Linked DNA regions of Homo sapiens: region 2 is linked to region 1. Evidence: chromatin loops called from intact Hi-C (ENCODE). Cell type or tissue: mammary epithelial cell. All regions are shown on one strand. Links, peaks and the distances in the headings refer to the core of each region. The heading gives the core; the rest is flanking DNA.

What was found. Peaks named below come from ENCODE experiments on the same cell type or tissue, not always from the same donor. Only the 100,000 strongest peaks of a DNase experiment are listed, where the experiment ranks them.
Region 2: a loop joins it to region 1, with 6 times the contacts of the local background. A loop is called at or near these places in 68 of 110 quality-filtered maps.

Annotation. Positions count from the first base shown.
Region 1 is chr9:130,241,838-130,244,736 of GRCh38, forward strand. No RefSeq gene overlaps it. Among named protein-coding and RNA genes, the nearest start is that of MIR12126, 1.9 kb to the left of the region's middle. In mammary epithelial cell, for the core only: a CTCF peak has its summit at 1,531; no DNase peak of the experiment used is centred there.
Region 2 is chr9:129,884,525-129,887,423 of GRCh38, forward strand. It overlaps FNBP1 (formin binding protein 1), which reads right to left. Exons shown (of 17, transcript NM_015033.3): 17 at 2,663-2,899. Among named protein-coding and RNA genes, the nearest start is that of MIR6855, 16 kb to the left of the region's middle. RefSeq lists enhancers at 1-180, 172-481, 280-961, 1,012-1,061 and a silencer at 1,252-1,501. In mammary epithelial cell, for the core only: CTCF peaks have their summits at 698 (motif pointing right) and 1,333; a DNase peak (open chromatin) is centred at 1,407; H3K4me3 peaks cover 748 bases.

The sequences.
Region 1 (2,899 bases), core at 235-2,734:
GGGACCTGCAGGGGAAGGTGCAAGTGCTGGCCTGGAAGGAGGGAGAAAGGGAGCTCCCAGGCCAGACGTGGTGGCTCACGCCTGTAATCCCAGCACTTTGGGAGGCTGAGACAGGCGGATCACTTGAAGCCAGGAGTTCGAGACCAGCCTGGTCAACATGGTGAAACTCCACCTCTACCAAAAATACAAAAATTAGCTGGGCATGGTGGCGTGTGCCTGTAATCTCAGGTAGTCGGGAGGCTGAGGCAGGAGAACCGCTTGAACCCAGGAGGTGGAGGTTGCAGTGGGCCGAGATCACACCACTGCACTCCAGCCCGGGTGACAGAACGAGACTCCATCTCAAAAAAAACAAAAAGCAAAAAACAAAGGGAGCTCCCAGTCATGGGAAGGGAATCAGAGGGAACCCTGAGGTTCGGATTCTACCCCCATGCTCGTCCATCAGATCAACTAATACAAGCTGGATGCTGCTTAAGTGATTTCTAGGCAGAAGCCTAAAGCTAACCAGAATCCTTCACCCATTTCCACAGGGATGAATGAGAGCCTGGAGTGTATATGCTGGGCAGCCACAGTGCCAGGCTTCTGCCACAGCCTGTGATGAATGCTAGCCTGGTTCAAGAAGGAAGGCCGGGGGCGGTGGCTCATGCCTGCAATTCCTGCACTTTGGGAGGCCGAGGTGGGTGGATCACTTGAGGTCAGGAGTTCGAGACCAGCCTGGGCAACATGGCAAAACCCCATCTCTACAAAATACAAAAAAATTAGCCAGGCATGGTGGCACTCACCTGCAGTCCCAGCTACTCAGGAGGCTGAGATGAGAGAATTGCTTGGGCATAGTGAGGTCGAGGCTGCAGTGAGCCGTCATAGTGCCACTGCACTCCAGCCTGGGTGACAGAGAATGAGACTCTGTCCAAAAAAAAAAAAAAAAAAAAAAACAACAGCAGTAGCACACACAGGAAGGTTATGGACACCAGCCACAGATGGGCAGTGCCAGGCCAGTGACGCAGTATCGGGCGGGGATTGGGCTACTCTCCCTACCTCACTCCCCAGGGGCCTCCCTGGACAAGGGGAAACTTCAGCTACCCTTAAAGGATGGCAGGATGTACATGGGCAAGGAGGAGAGGCAAGGGCATTCCAGGCAGTGTACAGTAGGTGCAGAGGAAGGACTGCAGGAAATCGACACACAGGGGAAGAGAGGAATGCAAAGGAGTTAACGGCAGGTGCCTCCATGGCAATGAGACAGTAGATTTTTCCAGTGGATGACTCCGCACAGAAAGAAGAGGCACGAGGTCACCTTTTAAGAATTGATGCTGACTGGTACAGGCCTGGGCGCTCTGAGCACACAGCACCGAGGTCCGCCTTTCTGAGCTTCTTGGGAAGCCCCGCGGAACGGCTGTTCTCTGTAACTCCGCCCATTTTAACGATTAGCAAAGTGATAACAGGGACGAGCCAGGTCATAGCAACGGAAGCGGAGTGCTTGCCCTGTGCTGGGTTCACCCGCATTATCGCATTTAATCCTTGCAGCAGCGCCCCTTGAGGCCGGTGCTGGTATTACCATCCCACATTTTACAGACGAGGTCGCTGAGGCCCAGGGTGAAGGGGCTCCTCCAGTCTGACAGTTCGTGGGGGGCTTCCAGGCTCCGACGACATTGTCTTTGGTCAGACACAGGGAGCTGGGGGAGACTGCTTCTATTAAGTTCAGATCCGGCAGCGGCTTATTGCCCTGGTCCCTCCCAGATGCCTGTCGCGTGGGGAGGCGAGGTCTGCAGGGGAAGGCGCATGCCCCACTGAGATCCGTCAGTGCGGGCCCCGTGTCTGGAGGGAGAAGCAGCTCGGAGGTGGGTTGGAGGAGGCAGGGAGACTGAGGCAGGGGCAGGGGTCTGGGCCCACGAAGGAGGTCCCTCCCACAGCCTGCCAAGCACTGGGGGCACTGGATCCCAAGAGTGCCCCAGGGCCCCATTCCCAGGGGGGTGGCCACTCAGGTAAGCACTGTGGGCAAAGGTTGGGGGTGCTGAGTCTGGGGGCAGGACGGGGTGTGCCCCAGGGAGGGGTCCCCAGGGCACAGGAATGGAAATGGCAAGTGTGGGTAGGCAGGGTCTCAGGCACCCCTCCCAGCCCGGGCACACCCAGAGCTGCAGGTGGGGTTACCCGTGGGACTCCCTGTGCACCGTGTTACCTGGCAGATGGTACCCGGACCCATGGCTTGCATGCTGCTGCTGCCACCATTGTGGTCACTGCTATGCTCATGACCGGCTCTCAGCCCCTCCTGGCCCGTGGCTCTGCCACCACCGCTCCTGTGTGCTGTTCCTCTTATGCCCCATGAGGTAGCTACAGTTGTCCCCAGTTCCAGATGAGGAAACAGCTTCAGAGAGGCTCACTGACTTGCCTGGGGTCACACAGCTGATAAATGGCAGAGAGGGGGCCAGGCACGGTAGCTCACGCCTGTAATCCCAGCACTTTGGGAGGCCGAGGCGGGTGGATCCTGAGGTCAGGAGTTTGAGACCAGCCTGGCCAACATGGTGAAACCCTGTCTCTACTAAAAATACAAAAATTAGCCGGGCGTGGTGGCAGGTGCCTGTAATCCCAGCTACTCAGGAGGCTGAGGCAGGGAATTGCTTGAACCTGGGAGGTGGAGGTTGCAGTGAGCTGAGATCACGCCACTGCACTCCAGCCTGGGCGACAGAGTGAGACTCTGTCTCAAAAAAAAAAAAAAAAAAAAAAAGGCAGAGGGGATTTGAGGCCAACTGGACCCCAAACTGTGACCACCACCGTGACGCATCACCTTTGGCCTGATGTCCTCTCCCTTGGGTCACCTAGAACCAGCACTTCCCAGAATCTGAAATTTTCCACGAGGCCACAGGGCTGAGCCCTCGTGTGAGGAGAAGCCACCTTCCTGGTGCAAGCA
Region 2 (2,899 bases), core at 138-2,637, 360 kb before region 1:
AGGCGGGGCTCAGGCCTCGCTCCCCACGGTGCCCCACGGTGGCTCCTCCTCCGCGCTAAGCCAGGGCGTGGCTTCAGCAGCGCTTCTTAGAGGAGCCGGAAAGGCGCCCCTGCACCGTGGGGGAGGCTGCAGGAGACCTGCCGCCTGCCTGTGGTTCTGTCGGCCATGGCGCTGCTCACAAACCTGCATCCGAATACATTTGCAAGGCGCAGCCACCCAAAAAGTGTAGTTCCTACCTTTGTTCTGTTTTAAATTCAGTGCAAACATAAATTATCCTGAGGGTCTTAATGCTACCTAATTTTGAGCCCCAGAGAGCCTTGGGGGAAGTGAGCAGAGGTTTCGGAATCACAGCCCCCTCTGGCTCGTCCCTTCTGCAACTTCACCTACACAGAGAGACACCTGCTACCTGGACGGAGCAAGGGTGAGCTGGGCGCAGAAGAAACACACGCCTTTGGGGAAAGCTAGGAGCAGTAGACAGCCTAGGCAATGTATGTTCTGGAAGGGTGTCCCAGGGTTTCTCAGGGTGCAGCCTCCATTCCTTCCTTCGATTTGACCCGGGACCAGCCTAGATGAGGGGGCCTGTGGAGAGCTGGAACTGGAAACAGGTTCTCAAGGGCAGGGCTCGGCACAGCGTGGCAGCCAGGGGCTGTGCGGACTGAAGGGATGCGGCCCTGTCCTAGGCTGAGACGTCCGTCCAGCAGGTGCCGCAGGGAGGAAGGGAGCCTTCCCCATCCCCGACGGGGACAGTGGGTCCGTGTTTCCTCCCACAGCTTTCGGCCCCTTAGCTCTGAGGACAAGGATAGGGTCCTTCCTCTGCTTCTTCTGTACCTTTTGTGGTCCGGAGATGTCCCCGGCGGAGGTCACTATACCATCTGGAGGTCTAACGGGAGGCAGGAGTGCTCAAGTCAAGGCCGAATGGGCACTCAGTGGGACCCTGGAGAAGCAGCTGACACACCAAGGGGCTGCCACGTGCCTGCTGGCAGCCTTCACACGCTCATCCCGGGTCTCAGAGGGCGCTGGCAACACAGATCCCTGCCTCCCCTATCGGGAAAGCGTTTTAGGACCAGGGAAAAGGAGGCCTCCCCCAGGCGAGTGCGCAGAGCCAGGGAACCCGTCTGGATGGTGGCTCTTTCCCACCATCCTTCTCTGGCAGCAGCAGTTCAAAGTGGAGCTTCCAGGCTGTCCCATACATTTCACGATTTCTGAGTCTTTCGCTTCAATTTAAAAAAAGCTGGGGGCACGACCGAATCCTGCCTCTGTCCACCGCCATCTCGTTCCTCATCGCAGGGGGCCCTTCTTGCTCCCTCCACTGCTGCGCTCTGCCGTCTGCTCCCGCCAGGGGTCCCCACCACCTCTGCGGACGGAGGAGCCGCCTCCCAGGCCCGGGCGTGCCCAGGGCGGGTGGAGGGCGTGGGGCGGGCCGGTATTTCCTGACCCGCTGGAGGAGCCGGCCCCACAGGCTTGTGGCCTCCCCGGAGCCGGTGAGTCAGGAACTTCCTACTTCAAGAGGCTTCCCCAGTGCAGCAGAAAACAAACTAGTCGCCCCCAATGCTCCCGACCTCTGTGATGTCCACACCCGCGGAAATGGGGGCCCCAAACCAGCAGGCTCTGTTCTAGGCTTCTCAGCGCTGGTGCGGCTCTTGGAGAAGGCTCGGCAGGGGCGGGTGGGGCATGGGGGGGTTCACAGGTGGAGACAGCCCGTCTCCGCCCCACAGACGGCTGGGCGCAGTCCCGAAATATTCTTCCCAAGTGGACTTTTTTGCTGACAACCTAGAGGAGAGGGTTTCGGGTAGGATAACAGTAGATCCACCTTGTTCCCTTGTGCCACACTGTGTCACACTGGGAACCAGCAATTCTCAATGGTGCCTTGAAGCCAACTGCACGCACTTGTGGTTAGAGGTTACCAATGGCCCCATATTGGTGCCCTCACCTCCTGCCCTCCGCAAGTGAGGATGCTTGGCATCAGCAGAGCTGCCAGGTCTGCACTTGGTGTAGCTGCGAATATGTCATTTCCTGGACAACTGTTTTCCTAAAACAGTGCTAAAAAAAAAAAAAAAAAAACCCTTGGGACACAGAGAAGTGTGGGCACAAACCAATCCTATCTTCCCCCAAAAGGCCAGGGTGAAATTTTCAAAGCTGGCTGTGGAAACGGGGCCTCCCACTGCACATGTCCAGCCAGTGCCAGGCACAAGGCTGCTGCCCTTTCGAGTTGTCCACGTGAAACAGCTCCGCACTGCCTGCAGCTTCACAGAAACTAGTGATTCCAGCCACGCCACCAGGAGTACCGGCTTGAGCACTGGTGATACCAGATAAATAATGAAACTCAGGTGTGCCCTCATTTCACCACCTCCTCCTGCCCCAGCCCCAAGCAATGAGGTCCCCAAAGAGCTAGAGCAGCAACCAGTTGAATGTGCATGCAAAAAATACTCCTGGCCATAAGCAGCCTCTCGCAATCCTCGCACTACATCAGCCCGAATTCCACGTCACCACGGTCTGAGAGCCTCCCCCTCCACCGTGGATGGGGGTGGAACTGAGAGCTATCTAGGTCTCCAGCTCCTCCCAGGGGCCAGCTCCCCAGCCCAGGGGGCTTCCAATGACACCAGGCTGCTTCCACAACTAGGGTCATATCTTCATGCAACAAAACAGTCCCGTGACACGGAGCCACAAGTTATATTTTATTTTAACACGAGATTAACATATAGTTACAAGGTCAATACAAGCCTCCAGTGGAAGCTCTTTATTTGGTTTAATTCCATCTCCAGAGACAAACAGGCAACTCTAGGACCTTTACAGTGGCGATCGGCCTCACACAGCAAAATGCCTCCAAAGTTTAGAATTAGTGCAACACACATACGAACATTTTAAAGGTGCTCAACATCAGGTTAAAATAGAATTCTGG